Regions from separate parts of the Homo sapiens genome. Here all the other regions are linked to region 3. A link is a contact called in ENCODE Hi-C or POLR2A ChIA-PET data. All regions are on one chromosome and are shown on one strand. Each heading gives the region's core, a stretch centred on a gene start or an enhancer-like site at or near the end of the contact. The rest is flanking DNA. Distances are from core to core; before and after follow the strand shown.

What was found. A loop is a pair of places that touch in the nucleus more often than their neighbours do. ChIA-PET counts read pairs that join two places held with the same protein, here RNA polymerase II (POLR2A). Pooled maps may share reads with other maps.
Region 1: a pooled map shows a loop between it and region 3 (2.1-fold over the local background). The contact joins two enhancer-like sites. A Hi-C loop is called at or near these places in 1 of 168 maps with a recorded cell type or tissue (endothelial cell of hepatic sinusoid) and 3 of 50 pooled maps. POLR2A ChIA-PET finds 5 or more read pairs at or near these places in 2 of 52 experiments (CD8-positive, alpha-beta memory T cell and OCI-LY7).
Region 2: a loop to region 3 is called in a pooled map, with 15 times the contacts of the local background. The contact joins two enhancer-like sites. A Hi-C loop is called at or near these places in 2 of 37 single-sample maps with no recorded cell type and 9 of 50 pooled maps. POLR2A ChIA-PET finds 5 or more read pairs at or near these places in 1 of 52 experiments (OCI-LY7).
Region 4: a loop to region 3 is called in a pooled map, with 4 times the contacts of the local background. The contact joins two enhancer-like sites. A Hi-C loop is called at or near these places in 1 of 168 maps with a recorded cell type or tissue (K562) and 3 of 50 pooled maps. POLR2A ChIA-PET finds 5 or more read pairs at or near these places in 4 of 52 experiments (AG04449, H1, OCI-LY7 and 1 more).

What each region holds. Positions count from the first base shown.
Region 1 is chr10:132,664,777-132,667,476 of GRCh38, forward strand. The region is part of intron 4 of INPP5A (inositol polyphosphate-5-phosphatase A); the gene reads left to right. Among named protein-coding and RNA genes, the nearest start is that of NKX6-2, 120 kb to the right of the region's middle. RefSeq lists an enhancer at 984-2,183. Within about 2 kb of position 1,380, at least 6 of the 41 ENCODE cell types and tissues checked have a DNase peak (open chromatin) inside an H3K27ac peak, as active enhancers do.
Region 2 is chr10:132,683,948-132,686,647 of GRCh38, forward strand. All of the region lies in intron 4 of INPP5A (inositol polyphosphate-5-phosphatase A), which reads left to right. Among named protein-coding and RNA genes, the nearest start is that of NKX6-2, 100 kb to the right of the region's middle. Within about 2 kb of position 1,449, at least 12 of the 41 ENCODE cell types and tissues checked have a DNase peak (open chromatin) inside an H3K27ac peak, as active enhancers do.
Region 3 is chr10:132,570,712-132,573,447 of GRCh38, forward strand. The region is part of intron 1 of INPP5A (inositol polyphosphate-5-phosphatase A); the gene reads left to right. Among named protein-coding and RNA genes, the nearest start is that of INPP5A, 34 kb to the left of the region's middle. RefSeq lists enhancers at 1-395, 865-1,004, 1,165-1,934, 1,505-1,654, 1,665-1,714 and 2 more. Within about 2 kb of position 1,345, at least 20 of the 41 ENCODE cell types and tissues checked have a DNase peak (open chromatin) inside an H3K27ac peak, as active enhancers do.
Region 4 is chr10:132,480,845-132,483,544 of GRCh38, forward strand. No RefSeq gene overlaps it. Among named protein-coding and RNA genes, the nearest start is that of LINC02870, 37 kb to the left of the region's middle. RefSeq lists an enhancer at 1-127. Within about 2 kb of position 1,352, at least 7 of the 41 ENCODE cell types and tissues checked have a DNase peak (open chromatin) inside an H3K27ac peak, as active enhancers do.

The DNA.
Region 1 (2,700 bases), core at 130-2,629, 94 kb after region 3:
ATCCTTCTGTCCCAAGGAAGGTGACAAGCACGATGTTTTCCTGGGAGAAAGTGGCTCCCATCCTGGCCACACATCCCTGTCAGGGCAGCGTTTAGTGCATCCCACCTGTGCACGTAGAGATGCATCCTGCTGTCTTAAGTATCGGAGTCCCCGATGTAGGCTTGTTGGGGTGGCTCAGGTTTTCCCGTTGCAACTGAGGCGTTGAGCAGTCAGGGGCTGCCCCTGCCTGCCCAGAACTTTCCTGAAGTCGTGGCCTGGCAGCGCCCCGCCTGTGCAGGGCAGGTCCCTCAAGGCCAAGCCCTGTTGTGCATGAGGGCACCCCCAGACTGAAGGAAACGAAGCTGGAGCTTCAGAGATCATGCCCACCTGAGGCCTTCCCTCGCCTTTGCAGACACACCTGTGTTTCCAAAGAAGGGGGACAGACGGAGCACTTCACTTCCATCCCGAGAGTGTCTCCCAGACAGCGCACCCCGCAGCGGCCACTGGCTGACCCGTGGCCTTGAGAACACAGGAAAGCCCCCTCTTAGATTCACAGAAACGCCCTTCCTAGGAGTAAACGGATCCTGTGTTTTTCCCCTCGATTCTGTGTCGCTAATTGTTAATTATGACAAAGGAAAAGTGATATTAAGATTCGGGGTATTTGTTTCATTGTGTAATTTCTTCCTTGGTTAAAAGGGAAGAATGGGCTGGGTGTAGTGCTTCACACCTGTAATCCCAGCACTCTGGGAGGCTGAGGCAGGTGAATTGCTTGAGCTTAGGAGTAATCCCAGCACTCTGGGAGGCTGAGGCAGGTGAATTGCTTGAGCTTAGGAGTAATCCCAGCACTCTGGGAGGCTGAGGCAGGTGAATTGCTTGAGCTTAGGAGTAATCCCAGCACTCTGGGAGGCTGAGGCAGGTGAATTGCTTGAGTTTAGGAGTAATCCCAGCACTCTGGGAGGCTGAGGCAGATGAATTGCTTGAGCTTAGGAGTAATCCCAGCACTCTGGGAGGCTGAGGCAGGTGAATTGCTTGAGCTTAGGAGTAATCCCAGCACTCTGGGAGGCTGAGGCAGGTGAATTGCTTGAGCTTAGGAGTTCAAGACCAGCCTGGCCAACATGGGGAAACCCCATCTCTACTGAAAATACAAAAATTAGCCAGCTGCAATGGCGTGCACCTGTAGTCGCAGCTACTTGGGAGGCTGAGGCTGGAGGATCGTGTGAGCCTGGGAGGTGGAGGTAGCAGTGAGCCAAGATCACACCACTGCACTGCAGCCTGGGCAACAGAGCAAGATCCTGTCTCAAAAAAAAAAAAAAAAGAGAAGAATGATATAACCACATTAGTCCTTTACCAGGTTTGCCTTAAAACTGAGTCACTGTGTGCCTGGCCTTTACTCAGCGCTTCCTCCCATGTCGTGACTGTTATAATGCATCATTACTTCCTCACTATGATTCATCTAGGAACTTGGGGGAGTAATTCATAGTCAGGGATATTTATGTTTAAACCGACAGAAAGGGAGAGCCATTTGAACACATTATTCCATGTTTTCACTGGTTTTAAATCTGATTTCTGCTGGCTGGGGGAAACTTGAGGAACTGTGAAGTCATCGTAGGCAGTAGGGAGGTAACGGATAAGGGCCTTTCAAGCATGCAGTGAAGAGACACCAGCTGTACAGCTCCCTCCTGTATGGAAAAGGTGGAATTTAGACAGTTAAAGTATTAAAGTATACATCACTGGGTTTGAAAACAGCCACAAAAAAACCCCTGTCGGATCACCCAAAACCGCTGGCCCCGTGGCGCACCATCCCGAGGCTGCCGACTTTGCAGTGGGGCTCTCTTTCCTTCTGGAGTGCAGCAGCATCTGGAATTGTCTGGGAAAACCCTGAAGGATGGCCCACACCGAGCCGAAACATCTTTCAAACGGAAATTGTTACACTGTGCTCTTCATCTTGAAATTAATGTTTGGTTGTCAATTTTTATTGCTGACCTAATGGATGAAGTCCAGCAATTGCAGCTGTCCCCTTAAAGCGGCCCCCAGCGTGTGCTGTGCAGACCTTCTCGGCAGGCTACCCACCCACCTCATCCGTAAGTGGACTCGGGTAGAGAAAGATATCTGTGCATTGAGAGCTCGTTGGAGATAACTTGAGTCATAATGTGTACTGAGTGTGCTGGGAATCATAGGAGGGTAAAGGTGGTTTTTAAAAAAGTTATTTTCATTAATTCCTCTCACCCCCAACCCCCTCTGCCACCTGGGACAAAAAAATGGCAGGGTCCTGCTGGATGCCGCTTTCCAAGCTGGGGCAGACCCGCCAGTGTTGAGCAAGAGGGAGGTTTCATCTGAGGCTGGCTGAGTTTTATATATCTATTTATGAGATCCAATAATGTAATGATGTGCTTGTCTAATAAATGCTGCTGTACAAGCTCAGGACAGCAGACGTTTCCAGTATGACCTGGATTGTCTAAGCCGCAGCCCCTTTTGGTTGGAGCTCGGCTGTTTAATAAATGTCGGCTGTTCTTCCAACCATCATAATTATTTAAAGGGGCTTCAAAAGAGAGAGAACAAATCAAATCAAGCCATTACTGTTGAAGCTCGTTCTGGAGTTAAGTGTGTTTTTAAAACTGTGGGCCTTGTGCAGAGGCTCCTCCCAGTTTTCATCTATTATCACAATAATTGAGTTTGTAGCTGGAATTAAATTTATCAAATTGCGTTATCCTCTTTAGAAAT
Region 2 (2,700 bases), core at 199-2,698, 110 kb after region 3:
CAAGTGGTCGACCCACCTTGGCCTCCCAAAGTGTTAAGATTATAGGTGTGAGCCACTGTGCCTGGCCAAATTACAGTATTTTTATATGGTGAATTATTATGTAGCATTCAAAATAAGCTAAAATATGTCTTTATCTTGGTATCACGCCATAGGACATTTGAGAAACTGTCCTCTTTCTTGGCTTCCTTTGTGAAATCCACCTGTGTTTCTGGATGTAACTCTGATCTGTGTATTTTCCTTGCTGTATCTGGTTCTATCATAGGAATATTTCAAATTTGATTTACCCATTTGCACGTTAAGCATTTGGGTCATTTTCAGTTGGTGTTTTCAGAGGTCATATGCCATTGTATTCTCATGCCTGTCTCCTGAGAGCTCCAGCGTCTCTGAGAGAGGTCTGTGTGTGCATTCCACGTGTGTATACAGACATATGTATGTCTACAGGTGTATGCATGTATGTGTGTGTATTACATATGTATGTTTGTCTATAGTGTATATGGATGTGGGTTATGTACATGTGTGTGCATGGATGTGTACATATGTGTGTGTGTGCAGGAGTTTCTCTTGGGTGCAAAGCAGCCGTGAGGGTGTGGGGTTGTAAGTTCACAGGATGTGGTGTGTCCCTGTGGCTCATGTCTTCAGCAGTCACTCATTAGTCACTGTGAGCCTGTCTTCTCATTTCTCCTGTATTACAAGGGCAGAGGAAATGTCTGAAAGATCAGGCTCAGAACCACATGCCTGCCTCAGCTCGGGCAGGTGCTTTCACCCTAATGAGGACGGAACGTCAGGCTTGGCCTCTCCGTGATGTCCTTAGCTTTGTTCTCAGAGAGCACAGATGTTTGCCACTGGCCCTCACAGGGTGTGTCAGAGCCCAGGTGAGCATGGTTTCGTGCCCCTGGGCTCCTGCGTGAGGCCGCGTCCTTCATTTGGGGGTCCTGTGTCCTCACAGCATGCAGCTGGGGAAGGAGTGGGCTGCGTATGAGGGGAGTCATGTTTAGTAATCTCTCGACTCTCATTTAAAACAAATGAAGTTCTCTATTTTGTTGCAGACTTGAAGATTAGTTACCAACAATATCTTATGAAGTTTTTCTTTCTGCTCCTAGATTTATTTTATTAAAAAAAAAAACTGGAGGTGAAAACGCTTTATCTGTAGAAATAACAAAATGTCATGCTGTCTCAGAGTGAGATGGGAGTCACCAAATGCTGCCACTCTTTTTTCTGAGTCACTGTTGATAAGCACGGTCGGCCTTAGTCAGGGCTCCCCTGGGCCGCGGGCCGTGGCCTCCTCCCTCAACACTTTTTCCCTTCCCAGTGGCAGAATGCAGTGGCAGGCTCCACAGAGATCCCCCTGGGGCGCACTGGGAGCTGGCACCTGTGGTCACGCCCGCGACGCGGTTGGAACCAGCACAGGGGAAGGGCCCTGTTGCCACCTGGGGCCTCACATGGGCACTGCTTGTGCATTTCCCCTTTCTGTCTCGAGCAGAGTGTGTGCTCATGTGCGTCCCTTAGCGCGGGGTCTGTGTGACTGAAGTTTTAGGAATGTGTTCTGTTTTGTGCACGAGGGAGCTGGGTGCAGAAGACCAGGTTAATGATGTGTGCTTTGGTCGTTCACCTGATTGCGGAAATGATAAATTACCGGCCATCTGACTTGTTTGCAAATAAAAAGTGATGGAGGCATTTCCAATGGCAGCTTTGTGTTCCTGGCTTGTCAGCCTCTGCCCCGGCCTGAGTCATCCCGAGCCTTCCAGCCGGTGGCTCCGTCCGGGAGGTGGGACCCTGCTCAACAAACACGGGCTTTGTGATTGCACAGTGCCTGCCGGGACGCGTTGTTCTTTCCAAATGTGTGAGAAGTGGTCTGCTCCCGCCCTGAGTTGGCTGTGTTTGCAAAGTGGGCCCGCTATCAGAATTCAGCTCCCGAAATCAAGCTAAGTGACACGGTGTGGCCATTTATCACATTACCGGACTCCAATTGAAGTTGAGAGGTTGTTTTAATAGCATTTGTAAATACTCCATCTTCACTAGCCGCCCCTGTGAGAGGCACTGAGCCCCCATGGTACGCAGGGTTCGTTGCGCCCTGGTCGCCAGTTGGTGTGGAAGCCTGATGGTGGTGACTGGGAGCTTCAGTTGCCCATTAGCTCCCAGGCTGCCTTCAGAGACCAGGGTCCCACCAGTGCAGCCCCAGCCAGGGCCCAGGTTAGCCGGGGTCTGGATCTCCTGTGTGGCCCGCACCGGATCGACTTTTCGGTGCCCCAGGGGCTTGGCTTTGTCCAGTGGAGGCCGCTTCCCGGCTGTGCCGTGGCCTCCGGGGGCTGGAGGACTCCTGCCCGTGTCTGCAGTCCTCGCAGAAGCATCACAGCTAATGGCTGCATTTCACTAATGCAGAATTAATGAGCACTCTTGACAGTCTTGTTTATCAATACGTAAAAAGTATTTTGTTTTTAGCAAGAGGCGAGGAGTCATTATTCTCAGATGTGACAGACATACTCTTGACAAGTACTGTGGTCAGAGACCTGGGCGAGCTGGGGACTTCCTGTCGGCAGGCCCCGGACACGCTCCTGGCCCAATGTCCTGGTGTCTGTGATAAATGGGTGCCCTGAACCGTATTGATGGGACAGGGTAAACACCGAAAAAGTTGGGTCGAACTTTGACTTTAAATGTTCATTACAGCTAATTATGGATTTTCTGACTATGAATTGCAGTTTC
Region 3 (2,736 bases), core at 95-2,594:
AGGGACCAACTGAGCCATTTGGAAGTGGTGGCTGGGGACACCCATACGGTGGTGACACTTCTGGGTGACTGGCTGGTGCTGGGTGTTTCTGGGCTGCCAGGACAGCAGGAGGTGGGGGTGTTCTGTGCCAGTGAGCTTCGTGCTGCGATGTGGATAGAGGGCCGTCCTTCCGGCCGCTGCTGCTCTCAGGTCGCCTCTCATCGGCACAGCGGCGCATCACACGGCAGCAGCCTGCCTGGCTCTCCTGGTGGGTGGGGGCTGAGGGATGAAAACGAGGCACTCCCTCCCCACCACAGCCTACTCCCGTGGGTTCGGGGCGTTGGAACATTCTCCAAACCCCTCCTGCTGCCTGGCCAGGTCCAGCTGGGCACAGTGCACGCCCACCTGCTGGGCCCTCCTCACCGTGGGCTCCGCCCTGGGCCCTTTGGACACCTTCCCTGGCCCTGACAGCAGCTACCTGGGAATGCAGCATGAGGCAGGTGCCTTTTGCTGAATGAGGTGAACAGCAAGAGGGAGAAAAGGAGAGATCGCCTAGCAAAGCAGCGAGGCCAGAGGCTCCTGCCGAGCAGAGGAGGAGGGCCATTGGCGCAAGGACACACCCATCCCTCATCACACTGCTGGGACCTGCCTACCCTCTCTGCTGGCACGCCGGGCTCTGCCACATGGGCCTGTCTGGGCCTTGTCCTCCCCAGCTGCGGGGAAGGGCTTCTTTCAGTTCCCTTTGGGTGAACACAGAGGCCCAGCTCCTGCCGCTGTGTGTGGTTCTGGGTCACTCAGGACCACTGATAATCAAAACCACCAACTTTGGACTACACAGAGCTATTAAGGAGCTTAGCTAAATTTAAAAAAAGTGCAGCTGATATTTATGTCCTTTATGTGCCAGATAGTGCTGTAAGGATGTGGTGTGTCTCTAGGTATGTCAGCCCTGACGTTTGTGCCGTAAGGACCCGGAGTGTCTGCAGGCAGACCTGTCATCCCCGCAGCCCTGACGTGCGTGCTGTAAGGACCTCGAGTGTCTGAAGGGAGACCTATCATCTCCACAGCCCTGATGCCTGTGCTGTGTTGCTCCATTGCACAGATGGAAAGACAGGGGCTAGCGAGTGAGCAGCCAGTGTGAGGCCCTGCGGTAGCAGGTGGAGGGGGCAGGGTGTGAACTGAGCTGGGGCTGGCTCTGGCATCTGAGCTTGTTAACGACCGACTGGGCTAGAGGCAGAGTGGGCCGCACCCTGACCACCACCTCTGTCCCCCACTGCTGTGCCCCTCTGTCTCACTGTTTCCTGTGGTCCCTCCTGACTAGAAGAGACTCAGGCCTGCTGAGTAGCATGCAGCACAGGACGAGCCTGCAGAGCCCTCTTGGGACTTACACACTGGGGATTTGACAGCTCATGTCTGGCACCGCAGATAGTCTAGGAAAAGGTGACTCATCCAAGAGCCTGGCCGGAAACCCACAGGGTATTGGCCCAGGTGTGCCGAGAGGCTGGCCGGAGGGACCATTGTGATACTCAGAGGAAAACGCCTGTGGCCCATGGGGGGGCCTTCAGAAGAATGTCGGAGTTTCTCAGCTGGCAAGATGCCCCTGGTGGCAAGATGCCCCTGGTGGCAAGATGCCCCTGGTGTGGGGCCCCTCACCTGGACCAGAGGCCTTCCCTGAGCTTCTGTTTTGCAGGGAGGTGCCTGAGCTGCACAGCTTGCCTGGGAGGAGTCGTGGTTTCTGGGGGTGGGGCCTTTCGTAGGGCTGTGCTGGTGCTGTCCTGGGGGAGGGGGATGCTGAGCACGCCCGCCCGGGGCTGCTTTCCCTGGGAGGGATGCTGAGGCTGCCCAGGGCTGCTTTCCCTGTGAAGCAGCGTGACCCAGGGCTCTTGGTGGGGATGTGCCGTTTGCTCTTTTTCATGTGTCTAGCCCTTGGGAAGTGTTTTTGGTACTGCTGGTTCTCATGCTCTAGTCCTGGTAATGGGCTAGTGTGCTTGTTCTGGCTTTACTCGGTAGCGTTTATAACAGGACAGGATTCAGAGGACACTGTTGCTGAGGGAAAGTTTGTGCCACTTAACCTGGTGTTGCTTCTGGCCCTGCCTCTGCTGGGCGTCTGTCTGCAGCGTGCCTTGGAGTGTTTCCCTTGCTCTGCTGATTGCTGAAATGCAAGACCTGGGCCTCTGGAATCCCATTGAAAGAACTTGTTTAAAGAAACATCAGCTCGGTTTATTTCATACACAGCTACTTTTTGTAGATACTGAGGTTTTGTTGAGATGTTGGGGTGTACGTGCCGTGTGAGGTTTTGTTGAGATGTTGGGGTGTGCGTGCCGTGTGAGGTTTTGTTGCGATGTTGGGGTGTACGTGCCGTGTGAGGTTTTGTTGAGATGTTGGGGTGTGTGTGCTGTGTGAGGTTTTGTTGATGTTGAGGTGTGTGTGCCGTGTGAGGTTTTGTTGAGATGTTGGGGTGTGTGTGCCGTGTGAGGTTTTGTTGCGATGTTGGGGTGTACGTGCCGTGTGAGGTTTTATTGAGATGTTGGGGTGTGTGTGCTGTGTGAGGTTTTGTTGATGTTGAGGTGTGTGTGCTGTGTGAGGTTTTGTTGATGTTGGGGTGTGTGTGCTGTGTGAGGTTTTGTTGAGATGTTGGGGTGTGTGTGCTGTGTGAGGTTTTGTTGATGTTGAGGTGTGTGTGCCGTGTGAGGTTTTGTTGAGATGTTGGGGTGTGCGTGCCGTGTGAGGTTTTGTTGAGATGTTGGGGTGTACGTGCCG
Region 4 (2,700 bases), core at 102-2,601, 90 kb before region 3:
TCACAATGTCAGGAGATCGAGACCATCCTGGCTTACACGGTGAAACCCCGTCTCTACTAAAATTACAAAAAAAAAAAAAAATTAGCCAGGTGTGCTGGCGGGCACCTGTAGTCCCAGCTACTCGGGAGGCTGAGGCAGGAGAATTGCTTGAACCTGGGAGGCGGAGCTTGCAGTGAGCCGAGATCACGCCACTGCACTCCAGTCTGGGCGACAGAGCCAGACTCCATCTCAAAAAAAAAAAAAAAAAAAAAAGAAGTAGAACCTTCCAAAATTACCATTTATTTGGAAAATAAAATATACACTTCTAAAAGCCGTGAGTTAAAGAATAACACATGATAGAAATGAGAAATGCTTAGAACCAGATTACAGTGGGTGCACTGCCTATTATGTATGAGTACATGAAACTCTCCACGTACATATGGAATATTGCAAAGTGCAACTAACTCACTCCAGAAATTAGACAGATTTAAAAGAAGGAAACAATGGAAATTAATGAGCCAAGCCTTCAACGTAAGTGACAAAAAGAACAAGAGGCTAAAGCAATAAAAGCAGGACAAAGATACAAATATGAGCAGAAACTCAGGAAATAGAAAATAAAAGGCAAATCGGGTGGATCAAAGACAAATGTTGGCTGATTATTAGAAAGATGAAGGTGACAGACGCCACTGGCAAAAACAGAGAGAGAGAGAACAGAGTCGGTATTAGGAATGAAAAGGAGAATCATCAAACACAAGCAGAAGTTTAAAGATAAACATATCAGGAACCAGTCCGTTTGAAATCTTTTCCAAAACAGGTAAGATTTTAAATGGATACATTCCCAGAAAATTGTGGAAAATGAATACATTCGCAGAAGATCATGACAAAAAATTGATTCAAGAAGGAAGAGATGACCTAATAATTCTACAACCATTAAAGACATTTAACCATTGATTTAAAATCTCCTGCAAGAAAACTCAGGTTGACAGGTGTGGGAGACCAGAACGCGCCTCCTGAAAAGCAGGCCTGTGGGGCTGAGGGCCTCTGCGAGGAGCAACGGAGGTAGAGCTCCCGGTCCCCCCTCGACACAGGACACGGGCTTACAAAGACGAAGGAATCCTGCCCCCCTCTACTAGGGAGAACAAAGGTTAACCACTGAAGACAGCTTCAGACCCTCATCACCTGCACCTGAAGATAGTTCCAGAATAATCTGCACCAACAAGCTTTATGAAGGAGCCTTTATCTGACATTTATTCGCTTTTCCTCAAGTTCCTGCCTACAGAGACTCCAAGTCTTTCTTTTTTGCCCAGAACTTCTCTGAAAATCTATCGCTCTTTGTTAAAGATGCTCTACAAGCTGGAATTCAAAGCCGCCTCGTTGAGAGTGACTCATGCCCTAGGCATCTCCCACACATACGTGAAACACACATGTTAATAAGCCTCTGCTTGTTTTTCTTCTATTCATCTCTGTTTTGTAAGAGGGATCTGTTCCGACTAAGAACTCACAGGGTTCTTATTTTCCCCTGCCCAGGGTTGCACAGATGTGTTCTACCAAACTTTCAAGGAACAGAACGTTCCAGTCTTTTACAAACTCTTCCTGAGAGTAGAAAGGAGGGAGCACTCCCTGAATCATTGTGAAGCCATTACAATCTTTAAAACAAACCAGACAAGAATAGTCCAAGAAAAATCATGTTTTAGTACAATCTCACTCCCAAACAAAGACGTACAAACCCTAAACAAATCATTAGCACACTGAACTCACGGCGTCTATTTTTAAAAGGTGATGACACTCATGACTGTGTTGGGATTTGCTGGGATTATCCCAGGAATGTGAGTGATTTAGACCGAGAAGATCGATAACTTTCATTCACCGCATGAACGGATTAAAGGGGAAGACAGGCTCATCCCAGTGGATGCCGAAAATCACTCAACACAACTCAAAACACACTCAGGAAAAAAGGAAGAGACTTTTCAAACTTAGAAATGGGAAACTTACCAAAAACCTACAGCAGACCAAAAATGGGGAAACACCGGTGCATCCCCTTTAAAAATCCAGAGCCCAGGCTGGGCACGGTGGCTCACGTCTGTAATCCCAGCACTTTGGGAGGCCGGGGTGGGCGGATCACGAGGTCAGGAGATGGAGACCATCTTGGCTAACACGGTGAAACCCCGTCTCTACTAAAAATACAAAAAATTAGCCAGGTGTGGTGGCGGGCGCCTGTAATCCCAGCTACTCAGGAGGCTGAGGCAGGAGAATGGCGTGAACACGGGAGGTGGAGCTTGCAGTGAGCCGAGATTGCACCACTGCCCTCTAGCCTGGGTGACAGAGTGAGACTCCGTCAAAAAAAAAAAAAAAATCCAGAGCCAAGGTGGGAATACTCTCCCCTCAGCGGCACGGCAGAGATCCAGCCGAGGTTTAACGCAGGGCAGCCTCACACCTTGTCATTCACTGGAACAGCAGTGAAGAGAACCAGGATTGGAAAGGAAGAACATAATTCATAAATTCCAGGCAATGATTATTACAAAAACAAAATGAATCTGTAGAGAAATTACTAAAAGAAAGTTAACAAGGTAGCCGGCTTACAAGATCCACATAAAAAGCCATTGTATTTCTTAACATCAGCAAATAGAAAACATAATTCAAATAAAGATAGTTACAATAATAATAATGAATTATAAGAAGTGACTCGATATAAAAATGGACAAAGTATTTGATAGCCATGTT